Linked DNA regions of Homo sapiens: region 1 is linked to region 2. Evidence: chromatin loops called from intact Hi-C (ENCODE). Cell type or tissue: ascending aorta. All regions are shown on one strand.

Region 1 (8,000 bases), 190 kb after region 2:
AAATGTTAATTGCAGAATCATGACAGTGGGTATACGTGTATTAACTATATAATTCAAGTTTTATGCTTAATTTTTTCAATAATAAAATATTGAGGGGAAATAACTACTGAGAGTGCCCACAAGGCAAAACACAAACTCAGTCCTACTATATTCCACATGTTAAATGTGTACATATTTACACAATATACATGCTGATATGCCTCTATATTTATAGTCATAAATGAGTAAAATACACAACTATATGCAGAATATTGGACATGTAAACAAATTTTGTTTCTAGCAAGAAATTAATGCTGCAAGCTTCCCAGACTGCATAACTCAGTCTAGGATACGCGGACTAGACTAGGAAAGACTATCTTTCCCTTAAAGTAGGTTAGTCTTAAATGTAACAGAAAATCGCTCAGGGCGAATGGTATTTATGAACTAGACATCACAGAATGACAACAGTTATGAATGATGCAAAATGAAATCATTCAAACAACCTATGGAAAAAGAGCAAAATTCAGCTATCATACTTTCACCTTAATGGCCTGGTTGATTTGCCTGGGCAAACTGCCTAAAGGAACATGTAGAGAACAAGGCCTGTCTCTTTTCTTATAAGAGAGCAAGACCAGATCCACCCTACAGTTATGCAGACAATACAAGCATATTCTAGGTGCAATAATTATGCTATATATGACACTAAGCGAACAGCAATTGCATTTGCAATGAGCCTACCTTACAGAGCTTCCAGATCAGTCAATTCATAGAACAAGCAAGCACAGTGTTTTATAAGGCACAGAGCCTCAGACTAATGTACACATCTTACTGCCCACTACCAAAGGTCAAGATACCCCTGGGATGTAAGAAGAGGCAGTGTGAGCTCTGGACCAGAGACCCAGGGAAATTGAAGGGCTAGGATAAGTGCTGAGTGATGAGTAACAGCCTTAGGGGAGATAGCAGAGGCCTACAGGTGCTATGAAGCCCATAAAGTGTTGCAAATGCACTCCAGGTCCAGCAGGACCACCCACAGTCCTTTCCTGGCAACAATTTTAGAACTTACATTCATCTAAGGAGCATGCATCTCCAGTGTTATGACATCAGTCAAGGAACAATAAGAGTTTATGCAGAAAACCATCCACGTCCACTTAGCTGGAATATATTTATTCTGTAATAACAAGTACACAAATGTTAGCTATATGTTAGCTAGTAATAATTGTAGGTTTTTTTTTTTTGGTTTTTCTTTTCTTTTTTTTTTTTAGAGACAGTCTCACTCTTGTTACCCAGGCTGGACTGCAATAGCATGATCACAGCTCCCCGAAACCTTATGCTCCTGGGCTCAAGCGATCCGCCCACCCCAGCCTCCTGAGCAGCTAGAGCTACAGGTGTGTGCCACATTGCCCAGCTAATTGGTGTTGTTTTTTTTGTTTTGTTTTGTTTTGTTTTTTTGTAGAGATGGGGTCTCACTATGTTGCCCAAGCTGGTATCTAACTACTGGCCTCAAATGATCTTTCCATCTCTGTCTTCCAAAGCACTAAGATTACAGGTATGAGCCACTGTACCCAGCCAGCTACTGCTAACATTAATACAAGTAATTTTAATTAAACATTTATTACATAGCAGGTAGTATGTTAAGCACTTTTACAGGTTAATCCTGCTAATCTCCTACAAGATAAGTGCTATCACTAAGCCACTTTGTAGGAAAAAAAATTGAGATTTCATATGCCTAGGACTATTCTGAACCTGGTATAAGGGACTGGAATCCAAGGAGTTTAATTCTAGAGTCACACTAAACACTTTAGCTAACTGCTTGTTAAAATCAAATAGTTATGCATATGTCATTTGTATAACTGGATTGCATGACTGAAATTAAGTGAATGAAGAGCAAAGGGCAACAGCAAGTATATCTGTAAGGGCCCAAGACACACATGCTCAGGATGTAATAAGAGAGCCGGCAGCCCATACTGATTCGACGGGCCAGTCTCTGAACCCACACCCCATTCAGATGACACTGCCAACCCCATCTCTGAGACAGAGGGAGTTGGAAGTTCTGCAAAGAAAGTATTGACTTCCAGCTCCTGACTCCCAGCCAGCCCTTCACTTTGCAACAGTGAGAGGGCGGGGAGTATTCCAAAATCGGTTAATAATGCAACCAACCAAACCACAAACAAGAGCATAATTAAAGCTCTTTTACTTTGGTTTAAAATAATCTCAAATCTGCCAAACACAGATGACTACACAGAACAAAGCAGCACATCATGGGGTTTATTTGGCTTCTCCTTCTGTTTGGGACTCTGCCTGAGAAAACTAATTATGTACTCAGCACATACAGTGTGTAAGATCTGAACAAGGTGCTTTTCACAAACACTATCTTATTAAATCCTGGCACAAACTGTAGTGTAGGTATTACTAAGTTCAATTTGGAGAAACAGAAGGAGAGGTTCAGAGAGGTTAAGTAATTTGTCCAAGGGCACACAGCTAGCCTAGCAGAATGATATTTTAAACCTAGGTAGTTGCATCCAGCCTGGTTTTATTAAACCATGTGGCTACCTCGAATATCTTTCATCAAAAAGACACATAAAAGACAGGGAGAGAACAGCAGGCCTCAGAAGTTCCCAGGATTGAAATCTGTTTATTACTACGAAGTGGCCAATCACCTCTGCGGGGCAGGCCAGCAACCCTGGCACCAGCTGGGTTCTAAAAGGCCAAAGCTGCCAGGCCATGCCAAGATGCCACAATGAAAATGAGCATTGTTTGGGTCAGCTGCTGCAGGGCTCCTGTGCACACAGGCAGTACCATGTCACTGAATGGAGGGGGTGCCTCAAGGGTGCAGGGTTAGCGGCCGCAATGTCTCATGCAGGCAGGCAGGCAAGCAAAGAGGGGCCTGAAATTAGTGCTTTAGGGTCATTGTTGCAGGAATTGGGCAGGCAGGGGTCTCGACATCAAAACTCAGGCAGGAAATAGCTCAAGCCATTCTGCCCTCTGGGGAAAATGGCCGAGGAAGGGGGAAGGGGTAAAAGGGATGACAATATTCTAAAGAGAAAAGGAAAGCATTGAAGAATAAAGCAAAATGCCATCAACCTGTGGCCCACTCTGGATTAACTCTGAATTCTAAGGCACTTCTAAACCTGTCTATGACCCAGCACTGAATTAGACACTTGACAGTGATAATGACACCTGGCATTCACACGTCAGTCCCCTGTGCCCTCCCACAAAACACCATAAAAGCCACTAAGGATTTCCCACTGGAAATGGGCTTGGCCAATATACAGACACAGGCAGAAACAAAGAGGGGAGAATAAACTCCTGCTCCCTCTCCCACGCAACTGCAACTTCAGCTGTAAGCAGAATTTTTAACCTCCTGAGCCTGGGGTTCTGAATGATAATATACAAATTGCAAGACTAGAAACAGAATATATAAGGCACTTGTCAGCACCTGCCATCTTGCAGAGCTCATTAAATACCCATGATTACTCACATTCACAACTTTTAAAGAGAATCAACAGAGGGCCATCACATCGTACCCCTGAATTATTGTCTGGAGTTGAGCTCGATTATTCAGATTGATGTAGTCAGTGTGAAGTCTTGAAAGCAAAGCCTGAGAGATAAGGACATTGGATGCATCTGTGCTGTGTGCCAGTAGGTGACTTAGGAATCAGTAAGCACATCAAATATGGTCACACCGTAGAAACAACACTGACGCTGAGGCTGAATCTTCCATCTCTCTTTGGAAGGGCAAAGCGTAAAGAGGAAAATCACCAGGTCCAAGTCAATGCTCACTGGGGCCTTCTAGGCATGGAGCACTGCTGAGGACTTCACACAACTCACGCTGATGTGGACACAAACAGGAGCCACCCAGACCCAAGGTAGGTGCAGCGGGCCAGGGGCTCATAGGAGGCAGCTCTTGCCTAAAAGGAGGACTTGAAGGAAATCTCAATTAAAAGAGAAGCATGAGAGACAAGCGCTGTTGTCAATTTCTAATTAGTAAGAGTTAGCTGGTGAGAAAAAGATACAATCCTCTAAGCTTCCAATGTGGATTTTTGTGCTCTGCTACTACTTTCCATTGCACAACTAAGGGAGACCAAGGGGAAGCGCAGGACACACTCAAGAAAGGGAACAATCAAAGGCAAAAATGCAGAGGTAAGCAGGAGTACTAGGGAAATGGACTAGTCAGATTTGCCAGCCCCAATATTTAAAAGGGACCAACTCTGCCTCCCTGTGGCTCACAGGGGCCTGCCGGGTCTGGTCTTCCACCCACCTCTCTGCTTTCATCTTCCCCTGCCTCCCTCTCACCCTCTCTGCTAGAGACACACTGGTCTTTCCACTCCCCGACCACATCAAGCATATTTCAACCCCAGGGCCTTTGCACTTCCTAGTCCCTCTGCCTGAAACATTCTTGCTCCAAATAGTTATATAATTTGATCTCACACTTCTTTCAAATCTACTCAAATATCACCCGCCCAGAGAGGCCTTTAGAGAAAGGTCCAGCCGATTTGTTAGCAGCCATAAAAATAGGGGAGGGGAAGGCGAAGGGATCTGAATTGTCAGACCGCATGTATGTGTCTGCTCACAGCAGGGATCTACCTAAAACTGTCTACTGTGAATGAAATCAAGGACAGAGAATGATGCACTTGTTCAAGGGCCATCAGTTTAAGGGTTGATATTGTATAAATGCTACAAACCAACCAAGGGCCAATTCTAAGCATCCCTAAAAGACTGTGAGGATCTTGGGCCCCGCTGCCCAGCAGCAAAGGGCTCCCTTTTCCTGTAATGTATGATTTGTGACATGCTGGAGTTTGGCTGCTGGAACAAAGAGGCATCTGCCCGGCTTCTTCCTGAAACACAGGAGCTAGGGCAGCTTTGGGAAGGGCATTCTGGCTTCAGATGTCCTCTGTCTCTTGATACAGGAGCTTAGGAAGCTCCTGACCTCTGAGCTCACTCAAGGAGAAGCCACTGCATCCTGCCTTTAAGGAGTGAGCCCTCAGGAGGTAGCCCTGGAGAAGGAAGATGGTGAGAAAAGGCCCAGCCAGGGGTGGGGCTTCGTTACTGGGCGTGGAGAGTGACGCCAAAGGGAGCAAAGAGGGAGACAAGCCCCCTGCTCCTTCTGCACCCTCCTTCCAGGTGACGCAGAGCAGGCGGGCAGGCTCAGCACCACCCCCATCACCTCCTTTCTGTGTCCCTATATGGGACGGAAAGGCTTTTTACTTCTAAAGGAACAAGAATTGGAGAACCCACACAACTCCTTTCCCCAGAAAGCTTTCCTGATTCACTGAGGAAGGGAATCAGACCCCATGCTCCTAGAATACAGGTGAGCTCGCCAGCAGGGGTCCAGCTGTTTTTAGGATAGACACTGACTAGTTTCCGTGATGCTCAGCTGCCTCAGGTCTAAAAGAATCAGCTTAAAAAAAAAGATGAAATGAGATAATATATGAAAATATGCAGCATGGGGCCTGGCATAGAGTAAGCATACAAAAAAATGCGTAATCCAAACAAATAATTCCAATGATGTAAAAAAAAAGAAATGTCACCATTAGAACTGAAATATAATTATCAAAGCTTTCCAGAAAATGCAGATTGTGAAAAATCACTTAAGCCTCATTTAATACTAGAAAATAGACATTTCATAATAATTTGATTGTAGTGATTCACATAATCTGTGCTGAATAAATCAATAAGTTTTATTTTAAAACAATTTAATATTAGAAAAAGGCTCTGAAGTCAGAATGCTCCCCTCCACCTTTTTTTTTTTTTTTTTTTGAGACAGAATCTCACTCTGTTGCCCAGGGTGGAGCGCAGTGACGCGATCTCGGCTCACTGCAACCTTCCACCTCCCAGGTTCAAGCGATTCTCCTGCTTCAGCCTCCCAAGTAGCTGGGAACACAGGCCTGCCCACCACATCTGGCTAATTTTTGTATTTTTTTAAGTAGAGACGGTGTTTCCCCATGTTGGCCAGTCTGGTCTTGAACTCCCAATCTCAGGTGATCCACCCACCTCAGCCTCCCAAAATGCTGGATTACAGGCGTAAGCCATTGCACCCAGCAGAATGCCCATTTTTGATGTCCAGTGTTGCCACTTTCAAGCTATGTGACAGGGAGAAAATTTCTCTAACTCTCAGGACCTCGGAATCCTCATTACAAAATGAAGATAATACGTGTACCTATCTCACAAGGTTTTGCAAAGATCCAAAAGGTTAATCCATAGGAAAACCTTATAACAGTGTTAGATACGATCACGATTCTTATTATCATTATTTTGATCATTAATGTGACTGTATGTATGATGCTATGGTGATAAAGCTTTCCAGTCAGGCCAGACCTTGGTCTGAAACTGGATCCCTTCAGTTGCCTGCTTTGTGAGATGTTTCTGCAAGCATCTCAGTGTGAGGATGAAAAGGACAGCAGAAGAAATGCATGTAACACGGTGCCTGGCACGGGGTGTGGACCCACAGAAGTGAGTGTAGCAACTGTGATGTACTATCAGGATGCTACACTACTATCGGTAAGTAGGATATTACAAACACACTTCTACTTCAAAAAATACTTGGAACCGAAATTTCTATGCACAACCCAGCAAAACACATGAACTAATTATGAGCGTATGAACAATGTATCAATGCATTGCCTTAGTAACTATTAAGGCTTATAAATCACAACTTGGAATTTATAACCCACAGCCACTTTCAGGGTATATAATGGCATAAAATAATTACAAATACCTGAGAGGTAGAACTCCCTATGGAAGACTACTGCATGCAAGAAAATGCAAAGGATGAAGGGCCCCAGCCAGTCAGTGCGAGGTACATCCCTCCGGGGAGCCCCAGCCTCAGAGCAAGAGAACCAGTCAGCGATTGGACGTTCTGATCCCAAACTGGCACTGCTTCTACCAAGAAGCCTCAGGTCTCTGGCATCCCCTGTGGTACCTCAGCTGATGGAGTGAAAAAGCAAACCAGAAAGAGGGGATTCTAGGGTCCCGGTGCCAAGTTTCTCTCTTCACTCTCCAAACAAGCTGACTTCACACAGGAAGACTCCTGGGCACCTGATGTAAGTGAAACCCAGACCACTTACTGCCCGCTGTTAAAAAAGGGGAAGGAGGGATACTTTGTTATCCACCAGCCTCAAAGCATCTGAGTAACATGGAGATTAAGAGGAGCTGACAGAGAGGACTGGAATCTGAATGGCTGGAGCACATGGCTCCTTCCCAAGTCCTCACCATTCTCCTCTCTGTTTACAGTGGATGGCGCCTGCCTGGCTTGCATGGTGGCTGCTGTCCCATCTGTCATTCCCTTACTCACTGGGCATTAATAGAGCAGCCCAACCAACTTCTTAAAGAACAAGGTGATATTACATCTCTTTGGGACACCAAGGTGATACCTAATTGCAAGGAAATCTTGATGAGGTTATACTTATCGCACATATTCAGTGAAATCCGAGTGGGATTAAGAAGTCATGGCTGGGCGCGGTAGCTCACACCTGTAATCTCAGCACTTTGGAAGGCCGAGATGGGCAGATGACCTGAGGTCAGGAGTTCGAGACCAGCCTGGCCAACATGGTGAAACCCTGTCTCTACTAAAAATACAAAAAAGTTAGCTGGACGTGGTGGTGGTGCATACGCCTGTGGTCCCAGCTACTCGGGAGGCTGAAGCAAGAGAATCGCTTGAACCCGGGAGGCGGAGGTTGCAGTGAGCTGAGATCATGCCACTGCACTCGGGCCTGGGCGACAGAGTGAAACTCCATCTCAAGGAAAAAAAAGAAGTCATACATAGTGGGGGTGGGGTGGGGGTGGAGGCCCCCAAATCTATACCGTATTAGCAAATTTCATGTCCCTCTGTTTGATCATTCATTGATTCATTTAGTAAATATTTACCAAAGGCTACCAAGTGTCCAACCTTAAACTGGGAGCTATGAACACAAAGAGAAGCAAATGCATGGGTTCAATATATACCATTTAAGGAGTGTGAATGGTTTGTCCACAATTCCACTCAGCAAATGCACATCCTGACTGCGTGCTTGAGAAGGGAGACA
Region 2 (8,000 bases):
TCAAAAACTGATCCTCCATTCAAAGCCTGCCTTAAATACCACCTCCTCCAAGGGGCCTTCCTAGATTTTCTCTCATCCTTCACCTTCTCTCTTCTGTCATAGTACGTGACCTGAGACTTTTTCTATAGTTCTGCTTCTAGTTGGACTGGAGGAAAAAAAAAAAAAAACTCCATGTATTGGGCTTGCCATAATAATTGTAGGCTCGGGAAAAGCAGAGACCCTGTTTAAAAAAACACAAAAATCACCTTTTCCATAGGGGCAGTACAGCCCTGGAGGAGGGACTCCGTGTGTGTTGAACTGTAAACTGATTACTACCCAGGCCTGGGAGGGGTAGGAAGCCCTGGCCTCATGGAGAATAATTTGTATAACGATATCCCACAAAGCTAGACGACTTCAGGATGCTCGGGGAGGATCTGCAGTTGGTCAAAGCCGCAGCTGTTGCCACTCTGGGCTTCTCAACCTAGCTGAAAGAGGCATCTTTTCTTTCTCTCCAGGCCCAGCCAGGCCTTACCAGGGTGAAGGCACATGCCTCTCTGGCTGGCTAGCCGCAGGCCGGAAATCCATCCAGAGAAACAACAGCTTGTGCCTTCCTGAAGGGCCCGCATTCTGTGTGTGAGCCCAGTGGGGTCCTCCCAGAAGCTCTCTAGGGACATCCTCTCAGATGCAGGTTTTGCAGGCTCCCTGCTGTCCACACCCAAGCCCCCAGCAAGGGGCAGTGCAGAGACCGCAGGACCTTGTGTCTAGTTCAGGCTTCAAAGCTCTGCAGGACAACTTAGCAACAGCAGGAGGCTGTGCTCGAGGCACTCACCCCTCAAAGCCTCAGCAGCTCCATCTGGAAAACAGGGCAGTCACCTGCCCTGCTCTCCCCCTATTACGGGCTGGACTGTGTCCCCTCAAATCCATGTTGAAGCCCTGGCCGCGGGAACCTCAGCACGTGATTGTGTTCAGAGATAGGGCTTTTAAAGAGATTATTACATTACAATGAGGCCCTTAGATGGGCCCTAATCTGATGGGTGTCCTTAGGGATTTGGACCCAGAGACACCAAGGAAGCTCAGGTACAGAGGACAGACCGTGTGAGGGCACAGTGAGAAGCTGGCCGTCTGCTGGCCAAGGAGAGAGTTCTTAAGAGACCCATGGCCAACACTACCATCTCAGGCTTCCAGCCTCCAAAACTGTAAGAAAATGAGTGTCTGTTGTTGAAGCCACCCAGTCTATGGCATGTTGTTATGGCAGCCCCAGGAGACTAACACAGCTCCCAAGACCAGAGTGGGGATCATGTGGGCCAACACTTGAGAGGGTACTTGGAAGCTGTGGTGTGCCCCCTAGTGGCATGGAGTACTAGATGCATGTGGTGGGCCATCCAACGTGAATGCAGCCATCCCAGGGCCCCCAGATGTCAGGATAAAATCAGCACCTTCATGGGCATTGCTCCCTGGTTAGGACTGGCCGGGTGGAAAACTGCCAGGGAGCTCTGACCTGTGGGACCATTTTACTCATTATCGCTGGACCCCCTCACCGTGCCTAGCAAAGGGCAGGCTTGGAAATAAGTTTCCTAAACGTGGTACACAAGATAAACTGTTTCTCACAGGGCGCAAGCTCGAGTATGGCAGATGAGTCACAGGACATCAGTGAGGGAAATATCCCCATTCATAGCGTAGGGCCAGAGCTGGGTTTTGAGGCAGGTCTGTTGCTAGTGAGGATGACGGTGCTGATGCCTAGTGAGCTGAGGGCTGAGTTCTAGCACATTCCATGTACTACCTCATTTAATCGTCGCCACAACCCTATGCGCAGATACACTCCCATTTTAACGTAAGGAAACTGAGACACAGAGAGATGAAGTAACGTGCCCAGTGATACATGTACAGTAAGTGGGAAGCTGAAATAAAAACAAAGCAGAGGACTAAAGAAAGGGGAGGAAGAACAGGAAGAAGGCAGGAACAGCCTGGGCAAAGCAGGAACAGCCTGGGCAAAGGCAGAGGTGTGGGAGAGCCCCAAGATGTGAGGCAGACAGTAGACGGAGACCCTTGCAAACAAGAAGAGTCAGTGGTGTGGCTGTGTAGGAGATGGCTGGGCTGCAGCTGCCCGCGGAGGTGCGCCGAGGTCAGGCTATGACCTGCCTACAGCAAGAAGCACAGCAGCTCCTGGGCTCAGGTGTGTCCTGCTCAGGCTATGTGGCCTCAGGGAGACACCTGCTATGGAGTGCTGCTGTGGAGGTCCCTGAGGCTCGGAAAACCTTGGGGATGAGCCCAGGCCTCAAGGGCAAGACCCAAGTCAGGCCCTGTGCTAGCCAGCTCTGGTGCTCCCAAAAGCCAACTTGTGTAGTTCCCAGTTATTTCTCACTCTCATTCACTAGCATGCTCAGGTGTTCACTCAATGGGGATATAGCGAACTAACTCGGTTTCTGCTGCTCCACAGTGGAAAGCCCACTGCTACCTCGAGATCCAGCTCTGTTGATGCCATGAATAATGGCAACAACAAAATCATTCTTAATTAAATACCCGCCATGTGCTAGGGCCTTTAGACACTGCATAGAATGTAATCCTCACAACCCCGAGAGGCAGGTGTCTTCACCATCAGTTTATAAATGAAGAAATGGAGGCACAGAAAAGTTACATTACCAGCCTGTGGCCACACAACTGCGTAGGAGCCCAGGTCCTGCAGGATCCTGCACTTCCTCCCACTCAGAAAGGGGAAATGGCAGCAGAAGGTTGAGGGCTTTGGAAATCCCTCTAACTCTAAGCTAATTTTAGAGAAATCTAATTAATTCCAAAGGAACCAGCGCCTGCAGAGTGCTGAAGAACCTGCTCAGAGCCATATCCCTGCTGGCTCTGGGAAGCCCAGGGTCCTGAGGGAGACAGAACTGAGCTTTAGTGGCATGGGGCCTCTACTTGGGACTCCACCCCGCACCTACAGTGTGGGGGATCTCTGGACCTTAGTTTATCCATCCTCACCTCGTGCTCCACCACCAGTGGAAATGGCGGCAAAGGCTCAGGTGCTTCCTCTTGTCACCAGAGGGAGCCAGACGCTTTCTCATGCCAGGGAATGCCTGCCTCACTGGTGTGGCTGAAGCAGTGCAGTTCAAGGTAGGAGGGTCACCAGCTCCTCTGAGGGTGGCTCCCCCGCCTGTAGGAGGACACGGCGGGGCAAATGACTCTGTGGGAGTCTGTGGTAATCAGTGAAGGTCCTCACGCCGTGTCTGTCAAAAAAATGACCATCTCCGAAAAGCCCAAGAAGGGAAGGGAGGCCTGCTATTACCCCAACCACAGGGTAATAGAAGGACCCATATCAGGGACCTCCCTGATATGGTTTCGCTGTGTCCCCACCCAAATCTCATCTTGAATTGTAGCTCCCATAATTCCCACGGGTCGTGGGAGGGACCCCATGGGAGGTAACTGAATAATGGGGGTGGTTACCCTCATGCTGTTCTCACGATAGGGAGTTCTCACGAGTTCTGATGGGTTTATACGGGGCTTTTCTCCATTTTGTTCAGCACTTCTCTCTCCTGCCACCATGTGAAGAAGGAAGTGATTGCTTCTTCTTCTGCCATGATTGTAAGTTTCCTGATGCTTTCCCAGCCATCCTGAACTGTGAGTGAATTAAATCTCTTTTCTTTATAAATTATGCAGTTGTAGGTGTGTCTTTATTAGCAGCATGAGAATGGACTAATACACTCCCCAATCTCATACAGTCCGTACTTGACTCGGTTCATCTTCCCAAAACATATTAAATCACACTCATCCCCTATTTTAAACCCTCACAGGCTTCCTGACTCCATGCCAGGCTGTGCGACTACAGGCAGATGGGGCTCTGAGTGCAGGTGGGGACCTGGCTCAGGGCCTCCCTCCGAGTGTGTGCTGACTGGTGGGGATTGCCCTGGCTGGTGTACGGTGCTGGTGTACAGTGTCCAAGGAGGCCCGTGAGCACCAGAGTGAGGCTCAGCAGAATGAGAATCAGGCTCTGGGGGCAGAGTGGGTGGGCTAGCGGCAGGTCCCTGGGGCACTGTCTATCCGTGGATTCATGCCCAGGCCCCATGCAGGAGCAAATGAGTAGAGACTCAGTGATCATGCATAGGGCACAAGATAGGGATGGGAGCTGGGGTTCCAGGATAAAGCAGAAATCCTAACATCAAAACTACGTCCTGCATCCGGGGAAAGTACTGAACATGCAGCAGAACATAGGCTGCATCAGCAGAAATCCCTCCTATCTAGAGGCAGGGTTGGTGTCCTGAGGTTCTGACTGGGAAGGGCAGACTGCAGAGGTGCTAGCCAGGTTGGCACCAGCTGCACGCAACCGATGCATTCTCACCCCTTTCCAACCTCACCTCCAGCGGGGCCCCTACACCATGGGTTTTGTTTGACGAACGGTGGAAAACAGTCAAGATGTGAGTCAAATGCAAATTTCACCCTGATTTTATCACTAAGGGGGACACGGCCGCTTGCTGACATGACAGTCGGCTGATTTTGAAGCCTGGTGAAAACTAAGGATGGATTATTAAACTCTGGATTTATGTGTTCTGCAAGCAGGGAGCTGTCACTGTCAGAAGTCGACAGAGTTTAGCAGGAACAAGTCACGCCAGACCAACTTCATTTCCTCTGCAGTTTTCTGATAGGAACAGGATGCTGATTAGATTGAAGACAAGTCATAAACACATTATACTGTGAGGCAAGTACAGACTGGACAAAAACACTCACTCACTATATGAGAGAGGGAACCATGCATGATGCTGAGACACAGAACTGGCGGAACCATCTCAAAGCCGTGGAGCAGATGTGTGAAGTCCTGTGGAGCAGGATGGAGGTCTTGGCCAGTGTGCCAAAGGGTCACTCCTATCCCATTCTCTGCATGTGGGATGGATACACTGGCATGTTATGCCCATTTGAGAGGGAAGATTCATACACTAGAGGTAGACTGAGGATTCAACATGGCCAAACTATCTGTCTGAAAGGGAGCCAGCATTCGCCTGCAAGCACTTTAGGATGGGCTGAGGAAGGTATGGAGCAAGAGCTCATCAAGGCAGGAAGAGCTGCAGCGGAATGGAGCTTCAGCATGAGTTCCCACCAGTGATGCACTTATCCCAAATGCCCATGCAACCTCCGTGGCATTAACAGAGTCAGGGTTACAAAGGGGCAGCCCCCATATTCTCATAGAGTCAGCTGCCAGTGTGGTCAGTCTGGAATGTGACATTTAGAGGGGGCCATACCATGCTGGATTACCTCCTGGAGGGGCTTTTGGGAGAAGTAAGGATCTAGAAGCCGTGCCATGTAATAACTAAAGGACTGGAGAAGTTTAGCCCCAGAAAACACAATGAGCAGGCAGCAAGGCTGGAACACTGTCATGGGGAATAAAAGCTTAAGCACCAAGTTTCCCTCCAGAAGCCAGAGTCGGATTCAGGATGCAGTCATAAGATAGCAGGTGACAAGGAACATGGAGCACGGGGGACTGGCTGTCTTCAGAGGGGTAGTGAGCTGCTCACCACCAAGGGTATTCAGGTGGAGGCCAAGTGCCCAGGTATCAGGGTTGAAGGGAAGGGCATTCCTGCTGGGTGATAGGAAGGCAGACTGGAGAGTCCCCAAGTCTGAACAAACTGCCAAAACTTTCTCAAGCATCTCACCATCCCAGGCATCCAGAGGACCCGGAATCCACCTCACTGTTGGCTCTATGCCACGGGTGTGAAGTACTTTCCTGAAGGGGCAGAAGTGATTACACTCAGCACAGGGAGGAAGCAGGATGTGGGGCTGCCTACCAGAAAGCCATGTCAGCTCCTGGCCACCCCCCACCGCCCTGCTTGTCAGCTCTCTCGAGATTCCCAGACTGAATCAACATGAGTTGCTTAATTTCTCTGCGTCTCTGTCCTGGAAGATGGCTTTTCTGGAAAACTCATCCTTGCAGGCAGTGTGTTCCTCTAGAGAAATCTGAGCATCGGGGTTCTAACTCACAGGCTGGAAAATGGAGGCCAGGTATTGCTGAGGAATGTCTCCTCTAAAAAAGGTAACAAGACAGACTGGTAAATAGCAGACCTTCAGGGCATACCACGTTCACCTGGGCAGATCACCTGGTGAGGTCCTTAAGGCCCACCTGAGACCAGAACTGGAGAAACGATCCTCATAATTGGAACAAACAATATGAGCTTTATTCTTCTGGAAGATCACTTCTGGTTCTGTTTGCAGATGAAGGAGAGGGAAGAGACAAATTGTGCACAGCAGGGAAGCAAAGTCAGCCTCTGACTGCATCTTTCGGGTTGGTGTTAACTGAATGGCTCAGACTTCCTGCATCAGCAATGGGCAGGCAGCAACTGGGCCTTTAAAAAAAATTATAAGGAAAATGACTGTTTAGTTCTGACACATGACAGGCTGGCTTGAAAGAAGATAGGTTCTCTTTATTTTTTCAGAAGGAGTTTCACTCTTGTCGCCCAGGCTGGAGTACACTGGGACGATCTTGGCTCACTGCAACCTCTGCCTCCTCGGTTCAAGCAATTCTCCTGCCTCAGCCTCCCAAGTAGCTGGGATTACAGGTGCCTGACACCATGCCCAGCTAATTTTTTGTACTTTTAGTAGAGACGGGGGTTTCACCATGTTGGCCAGGTTGGTCTTAAACTCCTGACCTCAGGTGATCCACCTGCCTTGGCCTCCCAAAGTGCTGGGATTACAGGCGTGAGCCACGGTGCCTGACCTCGAGCATAGGTTCTCTTAAAGCAGTGGTTCTTAACCAGTGGCAACTTTGCCCGCCAGGGAACACTGAGCCATGTCTGAAGACAGTTTTGCTTGTCACAATGGGCTGGGGTTGCTGCTGGCATCTGGTGAGTAAAGGCCAAAAATGCCACTGAACCTGCAATGCACAGGGCAGTCTCCACAACAAATAATTATCCGTTCTAAAATGTCACTAGATGAGATGGAGTTGAGAAACTACTCAAAAGCCACCGAAGTGCAATTGATCTCAAAGCCTTGCTTGGCACACAGTCCACTTGTGGTGTAAGCAGGAAAGGATGTGGGGAGCTCACTGGGATCTGTTTAATATGGCTTGTCATTTGGTACTTAGAATTGAATAGGCTTGAAGAATGCTCTCTTTTCTGCCAAAGGAAAAGATGAAAACCTGAACCCTACAATTCTAGAGCTCTTGGCTTTCTTTGAAAGCCAGAATTAACTTTCTTGTCCACTGGTTCAGGAACCAACCCTTCTGTGAAGTCAGAAGTGTTTCCATAACATCTCAACACCTTTTCCACGGGGTAGAATGTCGTGGGATGAGGATAGAGTAAACTCATGCTACCGAGCCCTGGAAATGACCCAAGAACTAAGGATCTCATTTAGACTCTATGTCAACACTGTAGCGTAGACCTGAATATCTCATTTTTCACAGATGATGAAACCGAGAGGCCAAGTGGTCTTGTGGAAACTCCAGGCCCATTTCCCAGCGTAGGCCTTTGACTCCCAAGTCTCCCAAGCTCTCTCTGCTAAAACTCTGGTTTTCAAATTTGGATCCTTGGTGCATGGCTTACCGGGCAAAGGATGGGGGAAAGGGGTGGGATCTGAATGTGTGGAGGTCAAGGTCCTGACAATGTGATAATGATATAAGCAGAGCTCTCCCCTTTCTCTCTTCTGCCCCGTGTAAGGTTTTTGTACTGGGTTGAATGACGATCCTCAAAAAAAATATGTCTATGTCCTGGAACCTGTGAATGAGACCTTATTTGGAAAAAGGGTCTTTGCAGATGTAATTAAGTTAAGGATCTTGAGATGAGATCATCCTGGGCTACCTTAGTGGGCCCATAAATCCAAGTGTCCTTATAATAGACACACAGAAAAGAGAGAAGGGGAGCAGAGGATGCCAGTAAAGCCACAGACATGAGTTACACAGTCACAGACCAAGGAACGCCTGGATCTATCAGAAGCTGGAAAGGCAAGGAAGGATTCTCCCCTGGCTTCTGGAGGGAGCACAGGTCTGCTTGATTTCAGATTTATGGTGTTTAGAACCATAAGATAATAAGCTTGTGTTGTTCTAAGTCACC

Evidence for each region. Peaks named below come from ENCODE experiments on the same cell type or tissue, not always from the same donor. Only the 100,000 strongest peaks of a DNase experiment are listed, where the experiment ranks them.
Region 1: a loop joins it to region 2, with 7 times the contacts of the local background. A loop is called at or near these places in 10 of 110 quality-filtered maps.

What each region holds. Positions count from the first base shown.
Region 1 is chr15:91,882,248-91,890,247 of GRCh38, reverse strand. The region is part of intron 1 of SLCO3A1 (solute carrier organic anion transporter family member 3A1); the gene reads right to left. Among named protein-coding and RNA genes, the nearest start is that of SLCO3A1, 33 kb to the right of the region's middle. RefSeq lists an enhancer at 7,996-8,000. In ascending aorta, no CTCF peak of the experiment used is centred here; a DNase peak (open chromatin) is centred at 4,200.
Region 2 is chr15:92,072,558-92,080,557 of GRCh38, reverse strand. The region is part of intron 2 of SLCO3A1 (solute carrier organic anion transporter family member 3A1); the gene reads right to left. Among named protein-coding and RNA genes, the nearest start is that of SLCO3A1, 220 kb to the right of the region's middle. In ascending aorta, CTCF peaks have their summits at 1,347 (motif pointing left) and 3,007 (motif pointing right); DNase peaks (open chromatin) are centred at 3,027 and 5,717.